2 separate regions of the Homo sapiens genome follow, and region 2 is linked to region 1. A link is an interaction called in ENCODE POLR2A ChIA-PET data of the cell type or tissue named here. Cell type or tissue: Panc1. All regions are shown on one strand. Links, peaks and the distances in the headings refer to the core of each region. The heading gives the core; the rest is flanking DNA. Region 1 has its middle 9.6 kb from the start of HOTTIP. Region 2 has its middle 95 kb from the start of TSL.

Region 1 (5,380 bases), core at 60-5,059:
GAAGAGGTCTCCTGAGCCTCGGGTGCGTGTGGGCTTGGAGGACTGGAATAAGAAGAAAATATGTTCCAAGCCCTGAGGGCCCTCTTCCTCATTAGAGGCACACAAGTGGGGCCCTCTAGGCCCCACACCCTCTGGGCGCGTGCCCTCCCTGACTCCCTACGCCAAGACTAAAAAATTTGAAGACTCAGACCACATGTTCCTACCTCACAATCTCTCTAAAAAGAGCCTCTCTATACTGAACCGGCTCCTGTCACCTGAGAAATCTGCTGGAAAAGAAAGCTGGATATTGAAGCAGCAAGACCCAGAGGAAGAAGCTGCTGGTTAGTCTCTGGCTGGTTATTTTCTTCCACAGATGCCTGGGACCCTAGCTTCCCTTGAGTCTTAGTTGCTTTGTCTGTAAAATGGAGATGATTGTAATAACCTTGGGACCAACCTCACAGGTTGTTAGGAGGAAGCACTTAAAAATTTTTTTATTGCCATATAACTTACGTATAGCAAAGCATACAAATCTTAAGCCCCCAGTTCACTGAATTTTTATATATGTATACATTTGTGTAACTACTACAAAGATCAAGATAAAGAGTATTAGCAGCCCCCAGAAGGCCATGAAGAAGCACTATGAGAACTAATTTTAGACAGTGATAGTGTTATCTCTAAGTCAAGAGATCAACAGGTCAGTCTAGTATGTGGCCCTTGAAGACACTTGATAGTGTCTTCAAGACAAGAATTGACAAACCAAATATACATGTCAAGGGGCTGTGGGAATCTCTGGTCTGGAGGAGCATTTGTGGGCCTTTTCTGCAAACCCCTAGGCACTCAGGGATTGGGGGAAAATTGAAGATCAGGCTTTAATTCGTTTTGAGACAACGCATTCTCTTTTGTGAATGGCTGGGGCTGGCATGTTCATTTACAAGTTAGGGGTAAGCCCAGAGAGAGAGGCCTGAGAACCTCTCCCAGGGGATGGAAATCTGAGTTGATGTCCGTAAGACTAAGATTCAAGCCTTGGGGTAACTTATTTCAGTGTTCTCCCCTGAATCCAAGGCTGGTATGATGTGTGGAGGAAATTCCCCAAAGGAATATGTGGCCATGAGATACATAGGGTAACCAGTTTTCTGAAAAGTATAACCTCAATAGCTAATACATACAATTGGTGCACTTCACAAACACTACAAAAAGATTTTATAGAAAAAAAATTCTCTACTCAGATCCTCTGAACACCAGTTCTTCCCAGGGGAAGCACTGTTACTGATGACTTGTCTGTCCTTCTAGCCCTTTTGTACATTCCTTCTTTTTTAAAAGCACAGTGGTAAGCTCTCACTACATATGCTGCCCTGTTCTTGGAGCTTTTCCTAAATACTGCCCATGACAATTCTCCATGACAGGTATACTGGCTCAGAAAGATATGCTCATCCCAGATAAAATTGAAGCCAACCTTGTCTAGCCTGACACACAGAAGGGCTGCTTTAGCCTGGGTTCTAGATCCTGGCCCACAGTTAATGGGTTTGGTGACCTTAAAAACAGTCAGCTAACTTGGCCGCAACATCATTACCAGCACCCCCTTTCTCCCTAGGGGAGCAGAGCCATGGGGAGGAGGCAATAAGGCACTGACCATGACTAGACCTTCAACCAGTTTCTGGAGTCAGGGGAAATTGAAAGTGCTTCTTGGAATTTTTAACTATTCTGTCTAGCAGCTATAAAAACTGTGCTCAGGTCATTAGCCCACCCTGAGTGTCTACCTCCGATCCCATTTCCTTAGTCCTCTTTGGAGCTCGATGGGGTGGCCCTGGGCCTGGCCCCCACCCAGGCCTGACAGAGGCAGGAGGGTATGGCGGGGGCCTAGGGCTTTGCCCCAGACCTTGGACCCCGCAGCGTCTGCCAGGAGACGTCGGAGGAAACGCTTTTACCACCTGGGCGACCTTGACTGCAGCCGATTAAAGTTTAATCCGAGGTGTGTGCTCAGACTTGCCATGTTATTTAAACACATCAAAGGTCATAAAAAGATTCCAATGGCGTGAGCCGCTCCGACGCGGGCCCGCAGGGAGCCAGCATTTGATTCTGGTGGATTTCCAGAGCCAGGATTTAGAGCGCAGGGCGGGAAGGGGAGTATAGGAAAAAAAGGGAAAAGCCAGCTTTCACAGAGGAATGCTAGACTTCAAAAAGCGGCAGGGGAAACCGAGTCTCGGCCCGAGGAGCAGAGACAGCGCCCTTGAGTTCCGATTAACTGGGAAGACATCTAGTGGGAAGAGGTCGCAACTGCAGCGGTGTCCTGCGAGCATCCTCCGCCGCCGCCCACAGCGACTGCAACCTCCTGGATTGGATGGGGGTGGGAGGCCTCAAAGAGAAGCCTCTCTCTCCCTGGCCTCCCCGTCGACAGTGGAGTGCTTACTTTATTGCCTGCGTGATTGCAGGGCTGGGTCTGGGTTCCCACCCAGGGCAGAGACGCTATTTCCACCTTGACAAGAAAGATCTAGCTGTCCACCGAAAGCACAGGGCCCAGGATGCCTGGATTCCCATCTAACTCTTCCTGGGGCTCCTGATCCTAATGCGGGCAAATCCCTGGAGCGCCCATATGTAGGTTCTCCTGGAGGGTGCAGAGTGGCTCTGGGGACCAACAGATTGCTGCAGAAGTTAAGTGAGTCCAGAGGCTGGCATGCAAAACCGCTGGAGCTACAGACTGCTGCCCACGAGGCCTTTGGCAAAGCACAGGAGCCTAGCTTCTTAGGATTCGAAGGTGACATTTTCCCCATCTCTGCCGTGGGGCCATCTGGCCAGATCTGATCCTGGCTGCCTTCTTGCATCCAGATTCTAATTTCTGTGAAGGATTGGCCTCTCTCACAACCCCATGGAAATGAGCCCCACATATAGAGAGCTGGCTCTTATCTGAGCTCCTCTGGCCCCACCAGCACCTCCTAACCTTATGGCCAAAAGATAGAGAATTCTGTGCAGGCCTCTCCATGTGCCTCTGAGATGCTCACTGCAGGTTCTCTATTGGGTGCCTTCGCCTGCTTCAAATGGGGTCCGCCTTGTAGGGGTGTGCCTCCTTGCTGACCACTTTGGCTGAGTCTGAGTCTGAGTTCTCTCCTTCAGTCTTTTTTTTTTTTTTTTTTTTTTTTGAGACAGGGTCTCACTCTTTCGCCCAGGCTGGAACATAGTGGTACTATCATGGCTCACTGCAGCCTCAACTTGCTGGGGATCAAGCAATCCTCCCACCTCAGCCTCCCCAGTAGCTGGGACCACAGGCACATGCTACCACACCTGGCTAATTTTTGTGTTTTTTAAAGAGACTGGGTTTCTCCATGTTGCCCAGGCTCTCTCAGTCTATTAGTTGTGGCATTAGATCATCCTAGAATTGTCAGGAAGAGTGGCACCAGTATACTCCTTTTGGGAATGATATAGAAGGCCAAGGAACCATGCTCCACATTTCAATGTATGAATCCCAGGACATTGTGGAGCCCCCACAGGCAGCTCTACCGATAGAGTTTCCAGGGCTTCTGTAGGAGGCCCCCCACCCTGTCATGCTCAAGTCTCTGGGACCTAGCATCGGCCAGGCCTCTGGGAAGCGGCCTCTTCCTTTTCCATTTTACCCATCAAGTTGCCTACCCATACTCCTCCAGGGTTCGCACTCTCCCTGATTCTCAAATGAAGGCTTAAGGGACCCTGTTCTTTGGCTTTGTTACACAACCCCCTACAACCCCCACCCCCCTTGAAAAAATGGAAGAACTGGAAATAGTGGAAGAGGCCATTCTAGCAAATGCCTTGAAGCCCTTCACTGAGACATTAGCCGTCTCTTATCACTCACAGAAGTGTTTCCCCAAAGGGGTACAAGGGCTATGACTCCTTCTGTGCTCCCACCAATCACCTAATGGCTGGATAAACCTCAGGTAGGAAGACTCCGTTGTTTTATTTAATCAGCTACAGACTATTAAAGTAGCAGTGGGTAAGGGCTAGGGGAAGAAAGGACTGCAGGTGGGCTAACCAGATTTAGCTTCAGAAAAACTGAGACCCAGATCATGTCACAAGTGAACCTGGGATCCAAGGGCCTGGATCAGTCCAGGTCACATGCTGAGTTCCAATGGGCTGCTGTGTGAGCTTGGAGCAGAGCTGATCCCTTAATCCTCTCAACCTGAGACAGACAAACATACACACACACACACACACACACACACACACACACACACACACACGATCCAGAAAGTCCCCTCCCAGCTCACCTGGTTAGGCCCACACTGGACCCCTGTCTGGATTCCACACCCCCAGCCAAGCAACCCTGCTCTGCTCCCAGCAGAAATCACAGGGACTTCTATTCCTCAGGGTGACAAACGAGTCTGCTTGCTCTTGGTGACATCAAATTACTTTGCACCAGCCTAGGGTCCCATGACCTGACATAACCTCACATTAGATCCTAGAAATGTAAAGAAATATGGCCTTTTAAAAGTGGCTGAGAGCAGGTAATTGCTAGCAGGCTTGAAGGGTTGTCCCAAGCTCAGCTCGCGACCTCTGCCTCCGAAGCTGATACCAGCAGGAATTCATGCGTTTGGACTCTCTATGGGCAGAAGGTCGAGCCTGCATTTAACTCTGGACAATAATCAGGTTCTTAAAGCCCAGATTGTTTTTGTGCAGTTACAGAAATCACAGGGAGGCTTTGGACCTAAATGGCAAGGAACACTCGACAGTGGCACCGCCCCCACTGCCCCCCAGCCAGGCTTCCACAAAGAACAGGCTTCAGCGGAGAATGGGCTTCTGCTAAGCTTTAAAAACAGGCCTTCTTTGAGCTGCTGTAGCTTAAATTTTTGTGGAGAATTACAGTTTCATTGCTTCTTATTCTTCTCCCTCCCATCTCTCCCTTCCTCTTTGTCTCCTGGCTTGTCTGTGGCTTCTCTCTTCCCCTCTCCCTCTTCCTCCGAATTGTTTGACTTCTGCAGTCCCCACCCTTACCCTGACCCGAGCCCTCACCCCTGCGGTGAACTCCATCTTAGGATCTGGAGACATGGGACCCTTAAACCCACCACTGTGCCCAAGGCTTGGTAGGAGTCAATCTTGCTGATACCCCACAGACAGTGGGCAGAGAGCTCATGGCTTCTGCAACATATAGTTGGAGTCGTTCGAGATTATTGTAAAATATGTACACACACTTTCTTCTCTTTTTTAATTTACATACCCCTTATGAGTTTCATCAAATAGCTCTTTTCTAATACCATGAGAATTTATATGCTTAGTGTAAAAGCATCCCAGATATTTAATCACTACTCAAAAAAATTAATTAAGAAACCATAAACAACCCAAATACAAAATACTGCCATAGAAAAGATGATCAGTATCCACTCAGACAAGTGGGGTTAGAATTTATTAAGCAGCCGGGTAGTGTAAAAGTTGTCAAATT
Region 2 (5,380 bases), core at 181-5,180, 310 kb before region 1:
CAAGGACTGAGCCCTGTGTTACTGTAACTTTAGTGGTTAGGAAAATGAGGGGGGACAAGCAAATGAGACTGAAGCAGAGAGATCAGTAAAGTAGGGGAAAAACATGGGAGCAGTGTCCCAGGAGCCAAATGAAAACAGTATTTTAAGGAGGGAATGATGATCTGTGAGTTGAGTAATAGGGCTGAGAATCATTTGGATTTGGCAAAAGAGCTATCACTGGTGACTTTTTCAAGAGTTTTGGTGGAGTCTTGGAAATGAGAGTTGGATTGAGAGTGGGAGAGGAATTGGAAACAGTAAGTATAGAGAATTCTTGAAGAGCTTTGCTGCAGAGGAAAACAGACAAATGGGATAGACATTGGCAGCAAATAAGGGACCAGGAGGAGTTTTATTATATTTTTAAAATAGGAAATGTTATGGGATTATACGGATGGAAGTGGAATGATCCAGTAACGAGGGGAAGTAATGGCACAACAGAGAGGCTACTTGCTAAATGCTGCCTTTCGAGTAGTTGAGAGGGAAGGGGTTTAACTGTGGCCAAATCTCTGCAAATTAAAGGAACCAGCAAAAACAGATCAGATCACATTTCAGCCCGTCAGCATCTTACGTGAAGGATAGAATAGAATTGTAATCAATTATACAGTTTTCAACACGAACAAAATATTTGTGCTGGAAAGGAATTACCTCTGAGTGTGACCCTGTACAAGCCACCCTCTACTGACCATTCATTTTCTCATCTATGAAGTTGTCATAAACCATCTAGCTTAATATTAAATGCTTTCTGGAAATGAAAACAAAAGATATAAGGACAATCACACATGATAGCAGCATATGGAAAAACTGGAACCCTTATACATTGCTGCTGGGAATATAAAATGGTGCAGCCACTTTGGAAAATAGCTCGGTAGTTCCTCAAAAGGTTAAACAGTGTTGGCACATGATCCAGCAATTTCACTCCTAGATGCATAAGGAAAAAAATATATCCACACAAAGCTTGTACACAAATGTTCATAGCAGCATTATTCATAATAGCTAAAAAGTGGAAACAATCCAAATATCCCCCAACTGATGATTGGATGAACAAACTGTCATATCTGCACAATGGAAGATTGCTTGGCCATACGAAGGAATAAAGTACTGATCCATGCTACCACATGGATGAACTTAAAAACATACCAAGTGAAAGGCGGCAGATGCAAAGGGCCACATATTGTATGATTCTACTTATTTGAAGTATTGGATAATAGGCAAATCCATACAGACAGTAGATGAGTGGTTTCCAAGGACTGGAGAGGGGGAAATGGGGAGTGACTGCTAACGGATATGGAGTTTTTTGGGGGGAGTGATGAAAATGTTCTGGAATTAATAGTGGTGGTTCACAACTTTGTGGATATATTTTAAAATCACTGAGTTGTATACTTGTAAATAGTGAATTACCTCTCAATTTTTAAAAAGCCTAAGGAAAATATCATGAGTTAAGATCTTTTGATAAGTGGTTCTCAACTGTGGCAGTTTTGCTTGCCAGGGGGGACACATGGCAATGGCTGGAGACATTTTTGGTTGTCCATTTTACTGGCATTTAGTGGGCAGAGGCCAAGAATGTTGCTAAACCTCTTATAATGCACGGGACAGCACCCACAACAATAGTTATCCTGCCCAAAATGCCAGTCAGGCAAAGTTTAAGAAACGCTGCTCTAGGTGTATGTTCCACAAGACCTGAACTCAGCATATCAAAACCTGAGCTCCTCATTTTCCCCCAAAGCCCTGCTTCTCCTTCTGGTCCTATCCCACGACTCCTCCCAGGCTTTCAGGACCCATCCCTGACTCCTCCATTCCTCCACCCATTCTCCTTAGCTAATTCTAAATCTCTAGTGCCTATTATAGGCCCTCACCAGTTCTTATCTAGGGCAGCAGTCCCCAACATTTTTGGCACCAGGGACTGGTTTTGTGGAAGACAGTTTTTCCATGGGTGGTGGTTGGAGGAATGGTTTTGGGATGAAGCTGTTCCACCTCAGATCATCAGGCATTCGATTCTTGTAAGGAGCACACAACCTAGATCCCTCACATGTGCAGTTCGCAATACGGTTCAGGATCCTATGAGAATGTAATGCAGCTGCTGATCTGACAGGAGGCAGAGCTTAGGCAGTAATGCTTGCTCACCGGCTGGCCACTCACCTGCCCCGCAACCCAGTTCCTAACAGGCCACGGACCAGGTCAGTACTGGTCCTCAGCCCGGGGGTTGGAGACCCCTGATCTAGGGCACTTCAGTATCTGCAGCGACACCTTTTATTTTCCCTAACAGCTTTTTAAAGGTATAGTGTACATACAATGAAATTTGCTCCTTTTATACAATGAATGGCTTTTCGTAAACTGAGAGTTTTACAACCCTCACCACAATTCAGTTTTAGAACATTCCATCACCCCTGCAAAATCCCGTGCATCCATTTGTAATCACTGCTCATTCTCCCGGCCCCCAGCCATTGGCAGCTACTAAGCTTTCTGACTCTAGATTTAAAGCTGCTTCTTGGCCACCAGCCTGGTTTTATTTCCCAATTGCTGAGCACTGCTGCAAGAGAGGTCTTTCTAAGACTGAAATCCAATCCGGCCAACCCTGTTTAGAATGTTTGAGCCTAGGATACAGTCTGGTCTCCAAAGCCATCCTGCTGGGGCTTCTATTTCACCAGCACCACTGCCCACAATACTTGTCTTTTCCCAAACGTGCCATGCTTTGCACACCTCAGTACATTTGCACATGCCATTTCTTCCATTTGGAATGCCGCCCCTTCTGGCACCGTGACCGGTTCAGCACTGTTGTCTTCTAAAAAGCCTTCCTCAGCAACTTCAGACTCAGTCGTTTCCACTCTGTTTTCACAGCAGTTTGTTGACATCTTTCTCATCATAGGACTTGCCCTGTTACATTATATTTGCAGCTTTGCTCATTTGTCTTCCTCACCAGACTGTGAGCTGGACGGCACAGAATGTGTCGTATCAGCTTTGAGGTTTGCGTTGAGTTCAGCACCTAGCATTAAGAGCTCAATAAGCGTTTGAATAAATGAATGAATGAGTGAAAGCTAGGGCATTACATTTATGTTAGGTGAATTACTGACTGCATAAACGTTTTCTTAAAGATTCTTGCTTAGCAGACCAAGTTTATTAGTCAAAAGTTTAGCTTATGCTGCTAAAACTGGAGAAATTCTGGAAGAGAGAGTATGCATTTTTGGTAGCAAGCTTAGTCTAAACTTTTATGTACTTGCATACAGTAAAGCATGCACCTATTGCCCCTTATGGAGTACAGCAGTTGCAAATGTAATCTTACATAACATGCTATGTAGACCTTGAGACATGAGGTGAATCTCAGAATAATCTAGGTTTGATTTACTCAAGGGAATCTGTAAATAGGTGTATGAGAGACTCTTTGCCATCCTACTGATCTGACACCATTATAATGGAGCACACGGCTCAGCCACAGCTGAGTCCACATGTAAGTGAACACCAAATGAACTGGGCCTACTCCTTGGCCATTCTTCACATTACACAAATTTCTATCTTGTTTTCTAAGCAATCAGAAATGTGTATATTATGTCCACATTATAGGGGGGAGAAAGGCAAATCTGAGCAGAGAATGGGGCAAAATTATCCACGTGCATAAATTCTACCCAGGCTACTATCAGAAGCCTGCTGCTGCTCAGGAAAACAGCACGAGTTACTACCAGCCTCAGCTGCGGTAACTGCACCCTTGAGTATTCTCAAATGGCCAGCCAATGGGGAGGCGTCTGCTTGAGTGGGGTTTTTAGCCATCTTTCAGTTCAATTGAAGAGGGAGCTTAAGGACATCATAGGGATTTGTAACATTCCATGCAAGGTGTCAGACCCATAAACTAGCGTGTCCATCATACCGATGCGCAAGTGGAATCGTCTCTCATTGGTGGCAGACAGACTGAAGATGACCTTTTGCTATGTAATTGTATTCATCATTTAATAATTCAAGAATATCTAAAGGGGATGAACACTTCTTTATTCAGATTAGAGCATTAATAGGAAAACACAGTAAATCAGAAGCCCTTTGCAACCAGCCTACAGGGAGTGCTTTCGAATGCCTTGGTTACAAGAATGGTTCCCGGGCTGGGAGACAGGAGACGTGAGCTCTAGCCCTAGGTCAGCACTAAGCTGTGTGTGTTGTAGATCTGTTTCCTTCTCTTTAAAATGAGGGCATCCCATTGATCTTTAAGGTTTGTTTTAGCTCTAAAATTCTGATTCCCCATAGTTAAGGGTTTAAGAAAACATGAGGCATGTGCTTCTGACAGTTTTTGGACTCTCTCTGGTTAGGTATTATTTATTGCTCATATAGCCATCTCATTTATTAAGGTTTTTTTTATAGCCAGGAATAGATTCAGAGATCAATACATTTTTATTAATGATAGTCCGTCATGCCTGGTAAAGAGATAGCAAGAAAGCTCATCTAGAATGAGCCACTTGAATAAACCTGACACATAAGCTTAGCTTCGAGCTGCATTTTGGCAGGCCTCTCTGTGAAATAATGACATTGGCAGAGGAAGAAACTATGGAAACCTTCTTCACAGCCAGACTCATAAAATCAAAAGCAGGTTTGGGGTGTGTTTCTCAGCCCTGGCTGTATATGCAAATCCCATGACTTTTTGAGTGCAGCATTTTATCTTCAAAAGGACAAAATTTGGCATTTGCTGTAGTCATTAAACATGATAAATGCCTAAAATACTTTAGAGTTTGGATTACTGTAGGTTAGAATAAATATTGTGTCAATACTAAACAGGATTTTAGAGTGGAAAACTTCTCATGGACATTGTCAAATCAAAACTTAAAATCTTTTCACTATTTTCCCTTTAATCATACGAATTGAGCATAATTGTTGCCAGTTCTCCTTGTAAAAATGATGGTCTGGGCCTTTTGGAAGTGAATTACTCCTCCCAGCACCATTAAGAGATAGCCTTGTGCCCTGAAAGAGTTAATTCACTTCCAGATGGAGCTTTTCAGCCCCTCTGAGTTCAGATGATATTAAGTTCACTAGTCTTTTATGTTTGTTTTGAGCCTCTTGAACTTCGTTTATATACCATTTATGGATAGAACTGAAGTATTCTATGGTAATTTTAGACTATTTGAGACCTCTTCCAGAAATTTCACTTCAGAGTCCCAATCCCAGAGACTCCAGAGCAAATGCAGCTTTCATCTCGTCTCTCTCTCCCTCCCCTTAATGACCTTAACCCTGACCTGAGGACCACTCTCTGTAAGTGCCAAACATGATTCATTCTCCTTGCTTGGTTTAGTTTTGTTCCTTTTATGAGCCAAGATGACCAGGAGACCTGATAGCTTATTTGCGCTAATGTAAGTATGCTCTACTAGTTAACTCC

The links. ChIA-PET counts read pairs that join two places held together with the same protein. Peaks named below come from ENCODE experiments on the same cell type or tissue, not always from the same donor. Only the 100,000 strongest peaks of a DNase experiment are listed, where the experiment ranks them.
Region 2: POLR2A ChIA-PET joins it to region 1 with 17 read pairs; 3 of 35 experiments call an interaction of 5 or more read pairs at or near these places.

Annotation. Positions count from the first base shown.
Region 1 is chr7:27,207,380-27,212,759 of GRCh38, reverse strand. No RefSeq gene overlaps it. Among named protein-coding and RNA genes, the nearest start is that of HOTTIP, 9.6 kb to the right of the region's middle. RefSeq lists enhancers at 1,412-1,912, 1,913-2,413. In Panc1, for the core only: CTCF peaks have their summits at 2,006 and 2,226; a DNase peak (open chromatin) is centred at 2,246; H3K4me3 peaks cover 571 bases; H3K27ac peaks cover 503 bases.
Region 2 is chr7:27,518,359-27,523,738 of GRCh38, reverse strand. No RefSeq gene overlaps it. Among named protein-coding and RNA genes, the nearest start is that of TSL, 95 kb to the left of the region's middle. In Panc1, for the core only: no CTCF peak of the experiment used is centred there; no DNase peak of the experiment used is centred there.